Linked DNA regions of Homo sapiens: regions 2 and 3 are each linked to region 1. A link is a contact called in ENCODE Hi-C or POLR2A ChIA-PET data. All regions are on one chromosome and are shown on one strand. The core of a region is the stretch at or near the end of the contact, and the rest is flanking DNA. Distances in the headings are between cores, read along the strand shown. Region 1 overlaps LOC107984174 (a long non-coding RNA gene). Region 2 overlaps LYZL1 (lysozyme like 1). Region 3 has its middle 32 kb from the start of LYZL1.

Region 1 (3,745 bases), core at 471-2,970:
AAGTAATCCTCCTGCCTCAGCCTCCTGAATAACTAGAACTACAGAAGCATGTCACCACACCTGTTTATATTTTTTCAAAAAAATTTATAGAGATGAAGTCTCGTTATGTTGCCCCAGCTGGTCTTGAATGAACTCCTGGACTCAAGCGATCCTCCTGCTTCAGCCTCCCAAAGCATAGGGATTACAGGTGTGAACCACTGCACCCAGCCAAGGTATAATCGCTTTCTTCACTTTTAAAAAAATTGGATCAATATAGAAGCAGTTTCTTTAAAAGGATCTTTAAAAGGGGGCCTCCTCCCTCTGCACTACTTGGTCAGTTTATAAGTGCATCTGTGTAACCTTGGAACAGAAACAAACAAGAGCAGGCCCTGTATACACCCAATCTGATGTCAACTAGCTTGTTTGCCAACTTGAGGGTCCAGATTCTCAGCTACAAAAATCATTTGCCTCAACCCATTTCTGCACCCCTGGAAGACTTGTACTTTTTTTTTTTCAAACTTACAATTTTGTTTTTAAATAAAGAACAAAAAATTAGTTTAGAAGAACTGAACCATGTATAGAATGAACTATGTACCATTTATTAAGTAACCACAAATGATAGAAAGGCATAGCATGCTTGTTATGAACCTTTGCAAAATACATCAAGAAGGCCTGGACCATGTTCTTTTCCTACATCAACATCCCAATATTTCCTTCATCTATGTAACTGTCTTTATGTCTGTTCCATACTTGTCTATTTCCTCCTTTGATATGAGTTTGTACCTTAATGTGCCTTCCTATAATCACAGAGGATATGTTAGTAGCACAGACTTCTTAATTCCCATAATCAAAACTTTGTCTTAAAATTTAAACATATGTTATTTATCCTAGTTTTCATTGATTTGGCTAATACTCCTGATATTTGCTGCTAAAATACTGAAATTCTGGAGATTCCCTTATTTTATTTTATTTTATTTTATTTTATTTCATTTCATTTCATTTCATTTCATTTCATTTCATTTAGAGACAAGGTCTCACTCTATATCCCAGGCTGGAGTGCAGTGGTGCAGTCATGGCTCACTGCAGCCTCAACCTCCCTGGGCTCAAGTGATCCTCCCACCTCAGCCTCCCAAGTAGCTGGGACTACAGGCATGTGTGACCCCAAGCCCGGCTAATTTCTGCGTTTTTTTATAAAGATGGGGTCTCACCATGTTGCCCAGGCTGGTATCAAACTCCTGGGCTCAAGCGATCGCCCTGCCTTGGCCTCCCAAACTGCTGGGATTACAGGTGTGAGCCACTGTGCCAGGCTAGATTCATTTTCTTCTAAAGCAAATACACTCTTCCTTCTAAAAACTTTAGCTGGGCATGGTGGCACGTGCCTGTAATCCCAGCTACTCAGGAGGCTGAGGCAGGAGAATCGCTTGAACCCGGGAGGCAGAGGTTGCAGTGAGCAGAGATCGCGCCATTGGCACTCCAGCCTGGGCAACAAGAGCAAAACTCCATCTCAAAAATAAATAAATAAGTAAATAAATAAATAATAATAAAATGAAAACTGCAGCCTTCCTTGTACTAAATAAAGGAAAGAGTTTTTAAAATCTTCCTAATTTTTGGAGGGAAGACATCACATTTTAGTCTAACCTTCACCCCATTAATCATGTAAAAGTTATTTAGTTGGTTGTTTTGCAATCCCTACCATGAAAAGTTTTCTCCCCTAAGGCAAATGGGAGCAAAGGCAGTTTGCTTGCTGCTCACTGGGTTTTACTTTTTAACTCTTCAAGTTGCACTCTGTGGTGTCTACGTGTACGATTTTATAGAGCAAAAAATATTGTTTACCTTGGTTTACAGATTTCTAACTTGCCAAGTTGATACATTAGAGCACAAATTAATTTTCTAAAACCAAAATCCTTCAGACAAAAGGACGTTGAGATATGAATAGATGTCTGATTGCTCTAGTTCCTATCCAGACTGAACCTTTCTTATCCTGTTAGGCTGTGCAGTACCAAGGGTTAACGTGACTGTGATGCAATCTCTCAGACATTCTCCACTCTCAGACAAAAGAAGAGAATGAGAGTGCAGGGGCAGAAATGATAAGTATGGAGTCAGACAGTTCAAAGATTTGCAGAGTTTGAACAACAGTGGCGACCCAAGGAGGACAGATAGTGAGTCAGGAAAAGTGTCTGCAGTTACAAAGCACTTCCAGAAGGATGAAGTGTTATATCGCCCAATATTTTGTGGACTTGATCCATTGCTTAATCACACTCTTACAAACTGTTTTAAATTCAGACTACAGGAAAATGTGGGGAAAGCTTATCATAAAATAAATCAAAGGGAAAATTAGATTCACTTCACCAAAACTCAGCTTATAGTTATGAGTCAATGTGGGGGAGACCACACCATGACATGGATTCCAGTTGAAATCAGATCTGAATCCAGAGGTGTTGAGTTACGGAAAATCCAAGGCAGGGCACTTGCACCTTTTTTTTGATGATTCATTTTAATTATTACTGACTTTGCCATTGAGACCTATGCTCTAGGGTCCCTCTCCAATATGCATTGCCCCATTTCTTTCTTGCTAACAGTACCTCTGTTTTGCTCATCCTTATCTAAACAGTCACTTCCTTTCAGGGAGGCTGAGCTCTTTCTCATTCTTCAAGGATGAAGTTGAGTGATGTCAATAATCAAAGTTTTCTAGGTCCCCTTAACATTCTAGTATTTCGGGGGTTTTTTGTTTTTGTTTTTGTTTTTGTTTTTTGGAAGCAGAGTCTCACTCTGTTGCCCAGGCTGGAGTGCAATGGCGCAATCTCGACTCACTGCAACCTCTGCCTCCTGGGTTCTAGCAATTCTCCTGCCACAGCCTCCTGAGTAGCTGGGATTACAGGTGCCACCACATGCCCAGCTAATTTTTGTACTTTTAGTAGAGATGGGGTTTTACCACATTGGCCAGGCTGGTCTCGAACCCCTGACCTCAGGTGATCTGCCCGCCTTGGCCTCCCAAAGTGCTGGGATTAGAGGCGTGAGTCACCACGCCTGACTGTATTTCCAAAGTGTGGGGCCAGGGGATATCTGAAAGGCATGTGAGAACATACTCCAGCAAGGCACTCTTGAGGGGTGCTCATGACCCTAGAACTAAGAAGCTATCTGGCAATCATGAGATGCCACACCTAGAGACCTGGACAACACATTAAAGATGTAGAAAGAGTGACAGCACCCAAGTCCTTGATGACAGTGTTGAGACATCCAGACTTTTGGTTATGTAAAAAGAGAAAAGTCTGTATACTTTAAGATATTTTAATTGGGTTTCAGCTACAAGCATCCTTCTGCTACAGTTAGCGTTCAGTTTAGACACTGGCAGTGGGTAGACCACTCCATTATTTTATTGTCTGTACATTTTGTGGTAGAAAAAATTATTCAAATGTATCCTATAGCATGAGATTTTTCAGTGATCTAATTAACAACAGAAAACCTAGCTTGGCATCTCTATGAGACATTCACTCAATTTCTCTCATCATACTTTCACTCAATTTCAGAAGAGCAGAATTTGTTCTCTTTTTAAAAACAATTTTTTGGGCCAGGTGTGGTGGCTTATGCCTGTAATCCCAGCACTTTGGGAGGCCGAGGCAAGCAGATCTCCTGAGGTCAGGAGTTCAAGACCAGCCTGGCCAACGTGCTGAAACCCGGTCTCTACTAAAAATACAAAAATTAGCTGGGCGTGGTGATGGGCACCTGTAATCCTAGCTACTTGGGAGGCTGAGGCAGGAGAATTGCT
Region 2 (3,745 bases), core at 265-2,764, 240 kb before region 1:
CAAGTTCCTTATTTTTTCTAGCTACATTTCAGATACTTTATAGCCACTCATGGCTAGTGGTTCTCATGTTTGACAGCACAGATGGAAGACATTTTCATCATCACGGAAACTTCTATTAGACAGCACTGGTTTAGAAAAAAAAGACAGTCATTAATTCACTAATACTTTAAGAAGGATTGGCTCTTAACTGTGGGATCACCAATGCTCTTAAGTCTTTGCTGCGTATTTTCTAAAATTTGTTTACAGTAGAAATGCACTATTTTTGATACCAGAAAAAAATAATTGTAAAAAATGCTAGCATAAAATGTTGCATTTCAGTAGAACATTGTAATACCAGATTATTTTGTTAACTCTGTTGGAAGTGGAATTTTCCCTCGAGCATGCTATTTCCCTGAGTTGCTAATTTTGTGGCTTTCTCAGTTCAGCTTCACTAGAAGATAAAGGTAGTGACAGATTTCTTTTAAGCAAATTTATTCTGAATGTGACTTAATTTTTATTTAAAACAAAATTCTATTAACCAGGAGAAAAACTGACAAAATATATCATCAGTAAGAGATAGCAATTGAAACAACATATGCAAATTCGCTGGCATTTGGTTTACAATTCTACAGTGAAAACTAAAGCTATATCAGCTTATAAAATCTCCTGCCTATCTTCTTGACATATAAATATTTCAGATAATAATAGCTATTACTACTAGCTTATGTTTTATAGAAATCTTACTCTATGTCAGGCACATGTTAAATCTCTTCACGCAAAATCTCCATCAGTTCTCTGAACAACCATTTCTGTGGGTACCATTTTATCCCCATAAACCAAGGTCACACACCCAGTTAATGAGCCTGTATTCTGATAGGGGGCTTAAATTCTGTTTTCCTCTGATCTCTTCTTCCAACAGAAGTCACTTAAGCAAAGATTCCTGCTCATAAAACACTATATGTTAATAAAGTTAATAATTAAAATATACTTTATTAATTTTTCAAGTAATTATCTATGAGGTTATCCAAATTTAAGCATTTGGTACCTGATACATGTTCAAGTTACTTAGAGACACTTTATTTCGGGTGCTTGATAAATGCTGAGACACTGTGGTTTGTGTTTGGAAGTAGTCTAGCATATTTTCTGGGAGATGTGGGTTTGGGGCGGTCTCTAGAGGTTGGAGGGACACAGATTATATAATACATAGTGAGGAGGAAGCAGATCACATTCTATTATTCTGGGATTGGAGGTCATCCCAGGCATGTACAGAAAGAGCACATTTTGTACTAGGGGCAGGGCAGTTTGATTGTGGATGCCCTGTAAGGATTTCTGGGACGGTGGGGCCATATTGGACCAGGAAGTGGACACCGAGTACAGTTGTTTGTCTCCTCCTACTTTGTTATAGCATTTAGTTGCGCAGTTGGGATGTTTTGAAAGTTGGACTTGACTGAATTTGCTTGGGAAAATATGTTAGGGAAAGTAGGGGCTGGGAAATCAAGAGCTCCCTCCTGCCTCCCAGCCCTGAGCACTGAGGTGTTGTTACAAGAAATAGCCACAGAAGGGCAGCAGAGGGGCAGAAATGAGTTCAGATGGCACTTTTTAAATGAGGACTCTTGCCAGTAATTGTTTCTGCTCAATTTACTTTAAATAGACAGTCTGTCCTGTCAAACATGAATAAAGAAAGGGTTATGTTGAACAGCAAAGAATCGTTTATTCTTCCACATCCAACAGAAAACAGCAACAATTTACACAAAAAGAGCTTCAGTCCTATTTTCAGTTATGTTAGTTCTACTTCAAAGTATCTGTGTCTCTCCTCGGCATCCTCCTGCCTCCCAAGTGAAATCTAGCAGCCACACACCCTCGATGTTCATCTCTTTCCCCTGTGAGATGACAAAGGCCAATTCAGATACCAGGGTGATGAAAAATAAAATTAATATAAGTGCACTAGACTACACTAGATAGAGAGTCAATAATCATTTTTTCCTCAAATGCTCTTATTTTAATGAAATCTGTGCTGTTGGGGGTAAATACTGTCATCACATCAGGCATTTTGTACACTGTGTGTATGTATATGTGTAGGTATATGAACGTGTGTGCTTATGTATGCTTTGTATATATGAATATAGCATCAATTTTCTGTCCAAATAGTTTAGGGAAAGTAGGAAGGCATTTTAGGAATACAATTTGGAATGAGAGTGAGGAGACTGTCCAGCTTCAGAAAATGGTCACGGGCTAGGTGCAGTGGCTCACGCCTGTAATCCCAGCACTTTGGGAGGTCAAGATGGGAGGATCGCTTGAGCCCAGGAGTTTGAGACTAGCTTGGGCAACATGGCGAGACCCCCTTCTCTACCAAAAACAAAAAGAAGAAAAAGATCATGAAGTGTATCCATGCTGTACATGCATATAACGTCACGTACCTTGTAAACACACCCTAATGCTAACTTTTTTTCAGTTTCCCATGACAAATGTCCCTACTTCTGTAATATGTGGGACAGAATGACATTGTTCTAATAAAAAACTCTCTGGCCTGAGGCTAAGGGAGGCCTTTCATGGAGGGTGGTTAGTTATAAAACCAACATCTTGTTTTCTATTTTAAGGCTATCCCCCAAAATCCCATGCTCTTCACGATAAGAAAACAGATATGAGTGTCCTTTTACCTCTGACCATGAACCGTCCAACACTTTAATTTCTTAGAATCTAAGATTGTCTTGCAGATAGACCTTTGCCCCAGGCTTCCTTAACTGGAATGAAACTGAACAATGTTAAATTAGTAATCTGCATTTAAAGTCCAACATGACCACGATGGAGTCACAGATTTCTCTTCCCACTGTAAACAACCAGAAGACTAGACAAAATAGATGAAAAATTGTTTTCGGATATGGACAACTGGCAATGCAGGATCATGATCTTTGAGAGAGAGAAAAACACAGTGAACCCTGTGACTGCCATGACTTTCTGCCCAGAGGAGCTCTGCAGACCAGGAAGGTAGAACCAGGCAGGGGATGGCCATCTAAGAGGAGGAGACAGACATCAGACGCCAAGGCAGCTCAGATTTTGTGGAGAATACCTGGGAGGCAGGAGCTACCCAGAAGAAGAGCAGCAGAAATCTGCAAAGGGATTCCACCCAGTCTTTGACTGAAGGCTAAACTGGGTATGCACAGGTAAATTTCCACAGGGCTAGGCAGAGAACTACCCCAGGGAACAGGGCAATTACAGACCTCGCGGGGCTGGAAGACATTTGATTTCTGACTAGCCCAAGGGAATAGACCTTGCTGAATCCTCAGCACATTCAAAAGAGACACTGGATGCTTAGTTATGCCTTGGTAGTGGGACTAAACTAGCCCTACCCTAAAAACTACTCCAGAACTTCACTAACAAAGTTTAAGAGTTACGCTGATCAGAATAAACTTAGCTGGTTGGAAAAGAAATTCAACACTCTTTAAAGGAAGACACATAGTCTAGACACTCAACAATGTTGCATATGAGGCAGGATAGGTAGGCAAGGAAGCAACTGTGTCCGCGGGGTACGGCAACTATGGTGACTGGCCAGTCAACACGATGAGCCTCAGCATTCACACTGAAGGCCAGCTCATTCAAACAAAGCTGTCTCCAGAAGGGAATTTCCCCTGTAGGGAACATGCGCATTTTGACTTTACCTGTCCTCAAACTCACGCTTTGCTCATTATAATAATAAAAAACACACACCTGGGTGGAGATTTAAGATGCTAATGAGACATGCGACATATGAACATCCATGTACAGCTAC
Region 3 (3,745 bases), core at 531-3,030, 190 kb before region 1:
GAGATGAGGTGTCAGTCTGTTGTCCAGGCTGTTGTGCAGTGGCATAATCATGGCTCACTGCAGCCTTGACCTCCCAGACTCAAGCGATCCTCCCATCTCAGCCTCTTGAGAAGCTGGGACTATAGGCGCATGCCATCATGCCTGGCTAATTTTTTTATTTTTATTTTGTAGGGACAGAGTCTGGCTTTGTCACCCAGGCTGGTCCTGAACCCCTGGGTTCAAGCGATCCTCTGGCTCCACTTCCTAAAGTGTTGGGATTACAGGTGTGAGCCACCATGCCTGGCATAACAGATGGCTTTAATTTTCCCTTCTTTGATTATTAGTGAGGTTTTTCGTGGTTTTATCTTCTGTGTGTATGCCTTCTCTTATGAACTGCATGTTCACCTCCTTTACACATTGTTCTCTCTCTCTCTCTCTCTCCTCTCTCTCTGTGTGTGTGTGTGTGTGTGTGTGTGTGTGTGTGTGTGTGTGTGATGTAGAGAAGGTTTGTTTTGCATCCCCCACTGGTCGTTTTTTTCTAGTATGGTTTCTACCTCTTGTGTCGTGCTTAGAAAACCTTCTCTTCTCGTAAAACAGCTATACAAACAACTAAATTTTCTCCTTTGATGATTTTATTTTAAATCCTTATTTTTTTTTTTTAGTCCATCTGGAATTTCTTTTGGTGTAAACCATGAGGTAAAGCTCTAACTTCGTGTTTTCTAGGGTCAACCTGTTATCCTGGCACAACTTAGTAATCATCTATTCCCCTCTAAATGACCTTGCTACCTTTATCATACGATACTGAATTTGGGGGGATCTGGTCTCAACATTCTACTCTGGTCCATTGACTTCTTTGTCCATTCTGGGGCTACTGGCATATTCGTTTAATTACTGCAGCTTTGTAATAGCACCTGGCACTGCAAGTCTACTGCTAGTCTTCTTGTTTGTCTTCTAAAATACTTTATTGGATTTTCTCATGTGTTTAGAGCTCCTCATTATTCAAGGTGTTAGTATGAATTATGGTCGGTTTAGTAAAGTCAACCCTGAGCAGCCTGGGAAAACTGTCTGCTCTCTTGGCCTTGGGTGCCATAGATTAAGGAACCATTCCTGGATTCTTGTCTACCGAGTATTTTTACAAAGTTGACACTTGGGGTGAAATTGCTGGACTGTTCCCAGAAAAGATTGACCTCGAACTCATGAAAGCATCTGGGAAAAGTTGACAAGGAGTTCCAGTCATCAACACATCCTGAGTTTTCTCCAGAAGGGGATTAGTTCATTCATTCATTTTTCTCCTGAAAACACTAAGATCCTGGCTTCACCATCTCACAGAGACATGGCCAGGATGACACAGACACTGGACACACATTGATGTCACTAGATCCTTTTTTCCTCTGGCTTCTTTCACATTAAAGAGTCTCTATTTTTAGTACAGGACGAAGGGTATTTATAGCTGTAGTTTTCCAAAGATCAGACACTGTGCCAGGTATGTGGTTAAGACAAGGGGCACCCCGCCTGATAAAGTGCCATGCATTCCCGGGAGCCAGGGTGATTTTTCCTCTAATGACACTTTCCTGGTGGCTTCCCTGCTCCATTCCATCATTTTGATCCATGTGCCAAATTCCTGGGCTTGACACATGTAAAGAGATAATTCACATGATCCCCAGCTTGTTTTTGACTCTGTTTCTTAAAAAAATGCAGTAAAACTTTATAGTATGACCAGCATGACTCAATGTTGTTTCTGGATTTCAAAATATTGAGGTTAGATGTGCTAATGGTTTGCTCCGGAGCTACTTTTACAAGGCAAAGCCAGGGCCCCTCTTGCCAGCACATCCGAGCAAGAAACAGCAATGTGTTCTCAGCGCTAACCTTTCCCCCCAGAGCACGCCATGTCTTCAGCTCCAGAACCCGGAGAGTGCAGCTGTGGAGTAGGAGTCAGCCCTCGTGTATCACCTCCCACTCCAGATCGTAAATAAAAATAAAACGTGATTCCAAGTAATCTTGTGCTATTTCTGCAATCCAGTTGGGAGCAATGGAGAATGCATCTTTTTTTTTTTTTTCTTTTTCTAAAAGCATCTCACTGGAGCAGAATTCTCCAGAAATATTTAAATATCTGTCTTATTCTCTTTGCACATTAGCTATCTGATTCAATCTCCCCCTTTCTCTTTTATTATCTCCTTTACCCTAATGGCAGGCAAGGTCAAAGAGAATGAACTTAGTTGCTAGAAAATAATCTCCTTGTTTTGACAAGAAAAGTCTTGGTTTCTCTGAGAGTTTTATTTTCTACAAATGCCATAGCATTTATCTCACAGAAAGGAACTGTTACAGATCCCCAGAGTTCACCTTATCTCCTAAATAAAACCCTTTATTTATGAAGCGAGCCTTGTGGTATGTCTGGACTCTGCTGTTAAATTTTTCTTCCTTTTAATGTAAAGAGAGAGGACTTTGTTTCCTACCTTAGGGGGATTTACTCAACTTGCTCAATAGCTGGCTTTAGGCAGGACAGCTCACATGGGCACTAATGAAAGTTACATTTCTGAAAACCTCTGCAAAAATAAAAACAAAACAAAAACAAACAAAACACTTGTCCACTTGAGCGTTTCTCAATGCCTTTTCCTTTGAACACTTTTATTTAAATTCCCCTTGCATTCAAACTTCTTTGGAGTTCAGGTGTGGGAAGGCGGAAGACTGGGTAAGGGTGGTGGTCATGGAATCATATTGTTTAAATTAAAACCTTCTGGTGCTGAAGTGGCATGTCTGTCCCCCTGCGAGTCACTTGCACATCTCAGTAAGCAGCTTTGGCTGTCTTAATATTTTGCCTAACATCTTCCGTCAATGTTCCTGTTTCTAGACAAGCTTCTGTGTGTTTCAATTACATGAATTACTGGGATTTGCTTGGAAACAAACTTTTCATGACATTTAGTAAAGCTGAGTAGGTGGGACTGTGGGCGAAACCCTCTTGAAGTTTGCGGTCCTTCCGTAGGACACACGGTTCATAAATTGGAAATTAGATTGGCTCGTGGAGAAGGTGGGGTAACAAAAAGAAGGAGTTGAGCTACAGGCACCCCTGAAATCTTTCCTTTAATTGGAAATGGAAACATGCCATGAGTCACACAAGACCCTCCTAGTCTGATTCAGAAAATTTACAAGATCCCAGCTAACTTCGAGTAGTGGGTCCTGACCCCCAAATCAGGGCAATTGAGCACATTAAACAAAGCTCACCATCTCAACCCCTCACAACCCCTACTGTCCAGGCTCTCTCCCTCTCTCCCTACATCTCCCCAACAGAGAGGACTGGCAAAGGAAATAAGGTCTTCCAGATGCCAAAATGTGACATTACATCCATTAAAGTCAGTGTCTGAGGAAGGAAATGAGTGTCTTTGACAGGGTGGCTAATGGAATTTGTATTAAATGGGGTGTCACAGAATGAGACTTCCCCAAGTGACATGAAGTGGGCATCCAATCTCTATGGCCTCCAAATTTTCACCTATAAAATGCAATACATTTTGCCTCTCTGCAACTTACAGATACTTGTGAACAAATTAAGAAGCTTCTCTTTAAAAACTAGAGCTGGGTCTTACTCTGACATGATTTTAATATTGGTATATCTCTTTAGAAGGGAAGAAAATATTTATCCAAATTCCTCGTCTGGGGTGCATTGGATTTCAATTTTTTATCCACTGATTTTTTCTTTGATATATAAACTTTTCCCAGATAAAACAATATTACTTTTGCTTATCATACCAGATGTCCCAGTGTTGGGTTCAGA

Evidence for each region. Hi-C counts contacts between places; a loop is a spot of excess contacts on that map. ChIA-PET counts read pairs that join two places held with the same protein, here RNA polymerase II (POLR2A). Pooled maps may share reads with other maps.
Region 2: a map of A673 shows a loop between it and region 1 (2.3-fold over the local background). The contact joins two enhancer-like sites. A Hi-C loop is called at or near these places in 1 of 168 maps with a recorded cell type or tissue (A673) and 2 of 50 pooled maps. POLR2A ChIA-PET finds 5 or more read pairs at or near these places in 2 of 52 experiments (H1 and HCT116).
Region 3: a loop to region 1 is called in a map of Caco-2, with 5 times the contacts of the local background. The contact joins two enhancer-like sites. A Hi-C loop is called at or near these places in 1 of 168 maps with a recorded cell type or tissue (Caco-2). POLR2A ChIA-PET finds 5 or more read pairs at or near these places in 1 of 52 experiments (activated CD4-positive, alpha-beta T cell).

Annotation. Positions count from the first base shown.
Region 1 is chr10:29,062,831-29,066,575 of GRCh38, reverse strand. The region is part of intron 2 of LOC107984174 (a long non-coding RNA gene); the gene reads right to left. Among named protein-coding and RNA genes, the nearest start is that of C10orf126, 220 kb to the right of the region's middle. Within about 2 kb of position 1,720, at least 2 of the 41 ENCODE cell types and tissues checked have a DNase peak (open chromatin) inside an H3K27ac peak, as active enhancers do.
Region 2 is chr10:29,302,525-29,306,269 of GRCh38, reverse strand. The region is part of intron 3 of LYZL1 (lysozyme like 1); the gene reads right to left. Among named protein-coding and RNA genes, the nearest start is that of LYZL1, 15 kb to the right of the region's middle. RefSeq lists an enhancer at 3,340-3,745. Within about 2 kb of position 1,514, at least 5 of the 41 ENCODE cell types and tissues checked have a DNase peak (open chromatin) inside an H3K27ac peak, as active enhancers do.
Region 3 is chr10:29,255,351-29,259,095 of GRCh38, reverse strand. No RefSeq gene overlaps it. Among named protein-coding and RNA genes, the nearest start is that of LYZL1, 32 kb to the left of the region's middle. Within about 2 kb of position 1,780, at least 9 of the 41 ENCODE cell types and tissues checked have a DNase peak (open chromatin) inside an H3K27ac peak, as active enhancers do.